Linked DNA regions of Homo sapiens: region 1 is linked to region 2. A link is a contact called in ENCODE Hi-C or POLR2A ChIA-PET data. All regions are on one chromosome and are shown on one strand. Each heading gives the region's core, a stretch centred on a gene start or an enhancer-like site at or near the end of the contact. The rest is flanking DNA. Distances are from core to core; before and after follow the strand shown.

The links. A loop is a pair of places that touch in the nucleus more often than their neighbours do. ChIA-PET counts read pairs that join two places held with the same protein, here RNA polymerase II (POLR2A). Pooled maps may share reads with other maps.
Region 1: a map with no recorded cell type shows a loop between it and region 2 (7-fold over the local background). The contact joins two enhancer-like sites. A Hi-C loop is called at or near these places in 1 of 37 single-sample maps with no recorded cell type and 10 of 50 pooled maps. POLR2A ChIA-PET finds 5 or more read pairs at or near these places in 1 of 52 experiments (GM12878).

Annotation. Positions count from the first base shown.
Region 1 is chr4:36,549,744-36,553,843 of GRCh38, reverse strand. All of the region lies in intron 3 of LINC02505 (long intergenic non-protein coding RNA 2505), which reads left to right. Among named protein-coding and RNA genes, the nearest start is that of LINC02505, 90 kb to the left of the region's middle. Within about 2 kb of position 2,068, at least 3 of the 41 ENCODE cell types and tissues checked have a DNase peak (open chromatin) inside an H3K27ac peak, as active enhancers do.
Region 2 is chr4:36,384,771-36,388,707 of GRCh38, reverse strand. No RefSeq gene overlaps it. Among named protein-coding and RNA genes, the nearest start is that of MIR1255B1, 40 kb to the left of the region's middle. RefSeq lists an enhancer at 2,444-2,643. Within about 2 kb of position 2,212, at least 6 of the 41 ENCODE cell types and tissues checked have a DNase peak (open chromatin) inside an H3K27ac peak, as active enhancers do.

The sequences.
Region 1 (4,100 bases), core at 819-3,318, 170 kb before region 2:
AGCAAGAACAATAGGAAGGCAGGCATTAGGCAGAGTTTAGAGAGGACAAATACACGATTCCTAGTCCTCATTATATAGGATGTGCTTTTCTTTTGATGTGAACTACAAGGACATATAAAAGGAGAATCTGCCAAGAGAAGGCTTTTATGTAGGCTCTTCGTGTAGATACCTCCTGCTGCACAACCAGCCATGGTAACAACAACTCAGGAACCCAACAATAAAACTAGGTACACATCATCAATCTTGATGTTAAGCTTGAGAAGCTCACATGGCATAGTCTATTCTCCAGGTGTATACAACAGAATCATCAATCGTCAACATAAAGAGTCTTCTGAGGCCCAGATTACCAGAAGTTGGTCAAAGGTAAATTGTGGTTCCAAGGTTCCATGGAGGCATACAAGGAGCATGCTGGGCTAATTCTTTCACAGCTCTCTTTTCAGAATCAGATCCTATTTTTAAAAGAGCTAACAAATTCATAATAAGATAGTTGTTCTTAATCAAACATATTTGATTAAACAGCACATTTTCTCTAAAAAAATGTGCATGCACACACACAGACACACAGAGAGACAATATGTGTATAAACTATTAGGATTCAAGGGCAAATAGTTAATTTGGCACAGGAGTGTGGAAATAAGAGAGGTAAAGAAAATAAGCCAATAAAATTTCATGATAAAGCCAGCTATCATTGTGGACAATCAGAACTCAATCCTACTGAGGAAATCTGGAGATAGTATACGATATTCCTCAGAGGTATCCCAACCAAGAGCACAGAAATGGAAATATTTATCTACCAATGCCCCTTCCATAATTTTCAAAGGCTGCTTCTATGATCATTATCTCCCAAGCACTTGTGGCTTGCTTTAGGTGCAAGTAAAATGTGCACACATAATATTAAAAAACCCTCAAAAAATTTGCAGTTTTTCATGTAAACAATCAGGTGTGTGTGAAAATTAATGCCAAGAGGATATGGGCAGGGAATTAAAAGTATCTGCTATATACACATACACACACAAAAGTGTTAACACACACAATTTTAGGTTTATGAAACTGTGAATTATAACCATGGATTTCTGGATCCTAGAGATTAGTCCAAAGTATTGCCAAACGAGATAGTATTCAGAGTTAAAGCTTTAGGAATAAACAATATTTACTTTTAAAGAATCGGTTACTAGTCTTGGAATGTCAGGCGTCATGTGTGATAATCAGAGATTACAATCAGTTGTTTAGTGCCCTCTGAATCATACAATATAAGTTATTGTGTTTATAGAAATAACACAAAAAAACAGCACTGTCTCCTTTTACCTCCTGAATAGAGAATGTCATTAATCTGAAGATAGCACTGATTATGAGACTTCATTATTTTGTTTCCCTGAAAAAGGAAGGAAAAAAAACAACTGCCAATTTACAATCACATGATGCCAACTACAAAATGCATTTCTATTTTCGAGATGGTAATATGTGGAAAACTCAAGTGTCTTAGAATTGATAGAATATGATAGTATCAATTAATTCAAAGAATGCTGGCAGGGAATGAACTGAAATATGGGAAGTGGGAACTGCAGCCTTGATCATTTGTAAAATAATCCTGATAACATACTTAGTGTTAATATGAGCTCTTTTCAAGAATATTCATGCCTCTTTCTATGTTAGGTACTTTCATCTCTGAACATCAAAACCTGTTTTAAGAACATTGCTATGTGGTCACAGGAAGCTAAATGTTCTTGCCAATATCACCCGCAAAATGACTCATTCATCTTTCAAACATGTCTTTTCTTACAAAATTACCTGTCCCCAACTAAGAAAAAGGAAAGAGAGCAAAGCTTCATTTTTCTTTCATCCTGGTTATCTCCCTAGCCCATCTTAGACTTTGTTCAAATACAACCTCTACAAAGCCTTGCGGCACACTGGACTTTAGGAAATAAGCTAAAAAGTTTAATCAGGACTTTGAGGTTCAATTCCCAGAAATGAACATTTTTAACAGCATGTTCATAAGCATGTTGGGACTTCCCACATACCTTTATAAATCATCACCTTGGTTCAACTCACTGTGAAAGAGAAGAGAGCGTGGCAGGCCAGGTTTCACTAACGCATAACAACTCTTTCAGTACTGACTAAGTGGTTAAGTTAAATACTAAAAGCCAGTGCCCTTATACAAAGGCTGGAATGTAACAAAGAGCCCACCAAGAGTTTTGCCTAAGCTTTTCCTTGGCCTTAAAGCATGAAAAAATAAAGAAGGAATTCTTAACAGGACCCATTTAGGATTAAACAAGTTTTATTGTGGGTCTGAAGAAACTCCCCAGGCCTCCAAAAACAAGTTTGTTGTAAGCCTGAAAGAACTCCCCAAACCTCCGTGATTTAGCAGGAGACAAGATAATCACCCCAGCACCTGGGCCCCTTTAGATTAAGTAAATTTACTGAGGCTCCAGAGGAGGGTCTTCAGGACTCAGACCTTAGTTATAGATTAAAAGAAGTTAATCCCATATGTCTTTAGGTGAATCCACACTTACACATAGACATACAGCTTAGAAGGTTATATGAGCTCTGGGAAACTTTGTAATTTTGAGTTGGCCTGGCAATAATTTTCAGGCCTTCTCCCTGTAACTGGTTACAGAAATAAAAACTCTCTTCCTCCCCAGTTCATCTGCATCCAGTTATTGGGCCACAGGAAAGAGCAGCCTGACCCTCAGTTTGGTCTGGGAATAAGAGGGGCTGAGCTGGTTCTTCATTTATCTCTGTCTTCTATCTTTTTCCCATTGTCTTTACTACCTGCTACAATCTGAATGTTTCTCTCCACCACTCTCTGAAATCCATATATTAAAACTTATTCACCAATATTATGGTATTAGGAGGTGGGGGCCTTTGAAAGATGATAAAGTCATGAGGGTGGAGCTCTCATGAGTGAGATTCATGCTCTTATAAAAGGAACCCCAGAGAGGTCTCTCACCATCTTTCTGCCATGTGAGAATGCAATGAAAAGTTGTCAGTCTGCAGCCTAGAATACGGTCCTCACCAGACATCACCTCTACTAGCACTTTGACTTTGAACTTCCCAGGCTTCAGAACTCTGGGAAATGAGTTTCTGTTGTTTATAAGCCACCTAGTTCATAGTGCTTTTTATAGCATCCTGGATGGACTAAGACACTAGCATTCATTCTTACTTTTAAAAAAATAATTGTGTGGATGCAAAGGTAGATTTGAATTTACATGTGCACATGAAGCTCCTGAAAGATAGAACTTATCTTTGATGAGTGATTCTGTGAATTATTTGAGGAATGTAATGTACAATTTGGTGCAAAATACTTATGATATGAGAAAGTTCTACATGGTACTTCCTTTCTTTTTCAAGTGAAGTGTTTGGGAACAGTACAGCTAAGTGGTTAGCTGTGGGCACTCTGGAACTCGCCACTTGAATACATTCTAGCTCAGGAAGCAATGCCATTTTTATTATTTTATCCTTTATTTTAATCTCTTCATCTGTAGAGTGGGAACAATTCTAATATTTATGTCATAGTGTTGTTAAGATTAAATGAAATAAAGCCTATAGTGTCCTGCACATCTACAATTTCAGAGTGAGTACTTCATAAATATCATTAATATTATTTTTTATTACTAATGGGGCTTAATAAAAATGGCATTAAATGTGGAGTCAGCATTTTGGGGCTCACAGTTTTGCCCCGTATTTTCTAGCAACACAAACTTGTGTCCTGTAACTACCCCAAGCCTCGTACTTTTTTTTTGAAATATAGAGGAAGTAACCCAAAATGAAAGAAACTATGTGAGAGAAACTAACTCAGTCTTTGGTCACATGATAGTTCTGCGTTTCCTATTAAATAGATACAAATTCAACTAGAATAGTGGAGAAAATAATCTTTGTTGGTTGCATGAACAAATATTTTTGTTGCTTAAGATATGTTTTAAAGCTGTATTCGAACATTAGTTTTGAGTATTGTTATCACTAGGTATGTTCGAAAAGGAAGGGGAAAGTTATTCCCCTAACGTTAAGCTCTTGTAAGACAGGCATATCAATTACACTGAAGGAGCCTTGCCTCTGAAAGTATGACTTATAGAAATAAAATGAAAATGAAATAGAAATCTCAA
Region 2 (3,937 bases), core at 963-3,462:
TGTGGAGGTAGGATCTTTAAAGAGGCAGTTAAGGCTAAATATGATTATAAGAGTTGGGGGCCCTAATGCAATATGGCTGATGTCCTTATAAGAAGAGGAAGAGGCACCAGGGATGCGTGCACACAGAGGAAAGCCCTGTAAAGACACACAGCCAGAAGGCAGCTGTCTGCAAGCCAAATAGAGAGTCCTCCGGAGAAACTTTGATCTTGGAATTTCTGCCTCAAGAACTGTGAGAAAAAAATACCACAGACCCAGCCTGTAGTATTTTATTATGGCAGCCAGAGCAGACTGATACAGACCCACTACCTGTGTGTACTGATGCTCAGGGGATCGAATGGGGAGTGAGGATTCTGAGTCAGGGACTCCAAGGAGTCAGAATGTGACTGGTTCAGAAAGTGCCTGAAAACTAGGATCATCTATTTCTTCCAGGGCGGAAGGATCATTTCTAGAGTGATGCTGTCAGAAACAGAATAGGAAGGAAGAAATCCTTTCTTCCTTCTGCACTCCAGTCTTCCTCTAGTGAATTCTATCGGAAAAACTTACGAAATCATCTGACAACGGAGAAACAATTTGCAGAGTCCCAACCACCAGCAAGCCGAAAACAGCATCAGAATCACGCGATCTCTGGCTCTACTCATAGGGAGAAAATATGGTCCCATAAGTCTCAAGTGAGCACTGAAAATCTGTGTTTTTAAGGTGTCCAGTGGATTTTGAAGTTCATCTTCATTTGAAAACTCCTGACCTAAAACAAACCTCTCGTTTTTGTGGTGAGGAAACTGAACAAAGGGCAGTGAAGTGTCTTACGGTCTGTAACTCTGAGGTTCTGGCTACATGTAAGGAAAAAATTAGCACTGAACATCCTAAGCATTTGCCATTAACAACCACTGCCTGCTTAGCTTGGTTGATTTGTTTTTGCATAATTGGTTTATTCATCCACTGGGTGTAAATGGTGTGTTTTGCATTAGCTTGAATTAAAAGAGAATCCCATATATTAGATTATAATAATGTATTTTTTCTAAATAGTTAGGAGATCGCCAATAGGGTACCATAAAACACAGCACTTAGCCCAGTGATGTCTAACAAATTGTTAGACACTTAGAAAAGAAATATAATAGCAAATCAGTAAAACGTATGGGATGGTGGATAAGAGTGTAAACGATATAGCTGACAATAAAGATGAAAACGGAGTTAGTAGATCTGCAGGGATTTTTGTTTATACAGAAAGAACAAAGTGGGAATTCATATGACAAAATTCTCATATCAATGTAGCGTGAAATGAAAAACTATTCTAGTAAGGTATGAGCAGTGTTAGACTAGAGTATAGCTATCCTTTTTGTGTAAGTGGAGAAACAACTCTTTTTGTCTTTAATAAGCAGATTTGGTGGTGAATAACAGCATTTCCTCAGTCTAGGGCACTGAATCATAAATCTTTATAATTTAGTTTTTTTTTTAAATCCAGATCATTTATCAAAGGAACAAAATCAATGTCAGTGGAAGGCACTGTAAAATGTATCCTGTCCTCCATACATTTTAAAACAGCACTATTATTAAACAGTACAGTGCAAGAATCCAATGAAGAATAATTATAGGATTTTATGTTTAAGATTAAAATACTAACCTGGCAATATCTGATTACTTGGCTTGTCTTTTCCTAATTGTATGAAAATATAAAATGATTTTTACTAAACTTGCTGCTTCTCAAAGACAAAGGAGATAGTTCTTGGTGTTAGAATCCTGTGAGAATTTTTTCCCTGAATTTCATACACTGTTCTTCCACTGAGAACAATAAGCAGAGAAACACATGCATAGGACTTTGCATGACATCTACTGGTTAAGTGTGTACATGATACAAAAGCTCATTTTTCTTTGCTCCAAATATATCAGTGGATAACCTCCCCAAGGCTCCCCATGGAAGGACAATGTCCACAGGGCTGAAAGACTTCCTTTCCCCCAAAGGGTTCCATAGATCCATTCTGTAACCCATGGGATTTCATTTTACACAAATAAACATGAATAAATTAGAGAATAAAAGATAATCTAGTTGCAATATCTGGGCTTCCTCATCTATATCTGATTATTTCCTTAAACTCTAGAGTTTTCCCCCTGAAATACATTAACTTGATAAATCAGCAAATGGAACTGGCTTAGAAGTTTGTGAATGACTGAAAGCAGCAGCATGTTCTAGTAACACAGGAAGCGTGTGGTAGGGTTGGTAACTTGTCACACACTGGTAGTGGTCTGAGGGTCAGGTGGAAGTCTTCAGCATCCAAAAATACTTTTTAACATTACCTTAAATTTCACTATTAGAAGGTTATATATTTAAACCACAAACAGGTACATCCCTTTATTAACATGCAAATAATGCAGTGTGTCCATTTGCAGCTTAATCTATTTTTGTGCTGACAACTCTCCACTGTATTTGCCTCCTATCCAGATCCTTCCTCTGACCTTCTCTATGCCCCAGGTGTTGACCACAGCAGACTGAACCGCCCAGGTTCCCTTCTTGGCTGGCTTCTAGTTGAGATGGCTAGTGAAAAGCACTAGCAGGAGATCAAAAGGCAGAAGGAGTGAGATCCTGTGTTGTGGTGTTTTTTTCCTCACTTCCTCATTGCTTTGGTGCTGTGTCTCTTGCAAGAGCTGTGACTCTCCATGAACGTAGTTCCTGTATATGGCCCTTCCTTCAGAGTACAGGAACTTAATATTGTCGATTTCTAAGTGCCTCACCGCCCCTCTATATCCTGTGTTTGTTTTGTAGCTCTGCCTATGACTCTTTAAAAGTAGTGACTTCAATAGAGACTCTATTTGAACCTTCTACTTATTTGCCAGAAACTTTAACAATACCTTTCTAGATGAGACTCAGTTTACATAAAAGGGTACATAAAAGGGTACATAAAAGGGAAGAAATGGAAGAAGGGGAGAGGTAGCATGTGAAGAAAGAAGAGCAATGAAAGGCCAGGAGGCTAAAAAAAGGGACCTCAAACTCTCTTATTTGGCTAAGAACTTTTCCAAAATGACATGTATTTATATGAAAGTGTCCACCTCCATCCCCAAATTAACACTCTGTGCCTAGGGGTAATTTTGTGTTTTGCTTCATTAGAACTTAAGCTCTATGAGAGAATGGTAGTTTTGGGGTTTTGTTGTTGCTTTCTGCCTGCATCTACAGATAACCAAATATCTAGATTGATTAAACTTCCTTGTTATTGCAAAGATTAAAAACATGTTTATATATTAATTACAACAAGTACTTTTATAAAGACAATTGAATCCCTATTTTGTCCTTTGGAGAAGTTATTAACCTTTTCATGCTTGCACTTTCTCATCTATTTAATAGGATACGGCGTAATATAATGGTTAAGAACAGTGATGTACTGGTAAGTGTTTACCAACTGTCTCTCCAGGAAAAAAAATATATATAACGTTTGCTGATCTCTTTGGAGTAAATACTCCCACTAAACTCCTTACTTTTCTATTGCTGCCATAACAATTTCCTTCTCATGCTGCATCTCTCTGACCCTACTTCTGTTTTCACATTGTTTTCTCTGACCACAGGTGGGACAGGATCTTTACTTCCAAGGATTCATGTGATTATATTGAGTCTACCTGGGTAATCCAGGTTTCCCATCTTAAGGTCCTTAACCTTAGTCACATCTACAAAGTTCCTTCCGCCGTGCAAAGTAATGTCTTCACAAGTTCCAGGGATTCAAACATGCATAACTTTGTTCATGGGGACCATCATTCTGGCTACCACACCCACCATGGACAATTTCAAGCAACCAATGTAACATCAGTTGGCTCACAATGTAACATCCAATGTAACATCAACTGGCTCACAAAATCCCTGATAATTCATCAGTTCTGTGAGCCAGATGAAATCACTCCTGCTACCATAATTCAGAGTATAAGTTTCAGAATTAAAAAGTCTGAGTTTGAATTTTGA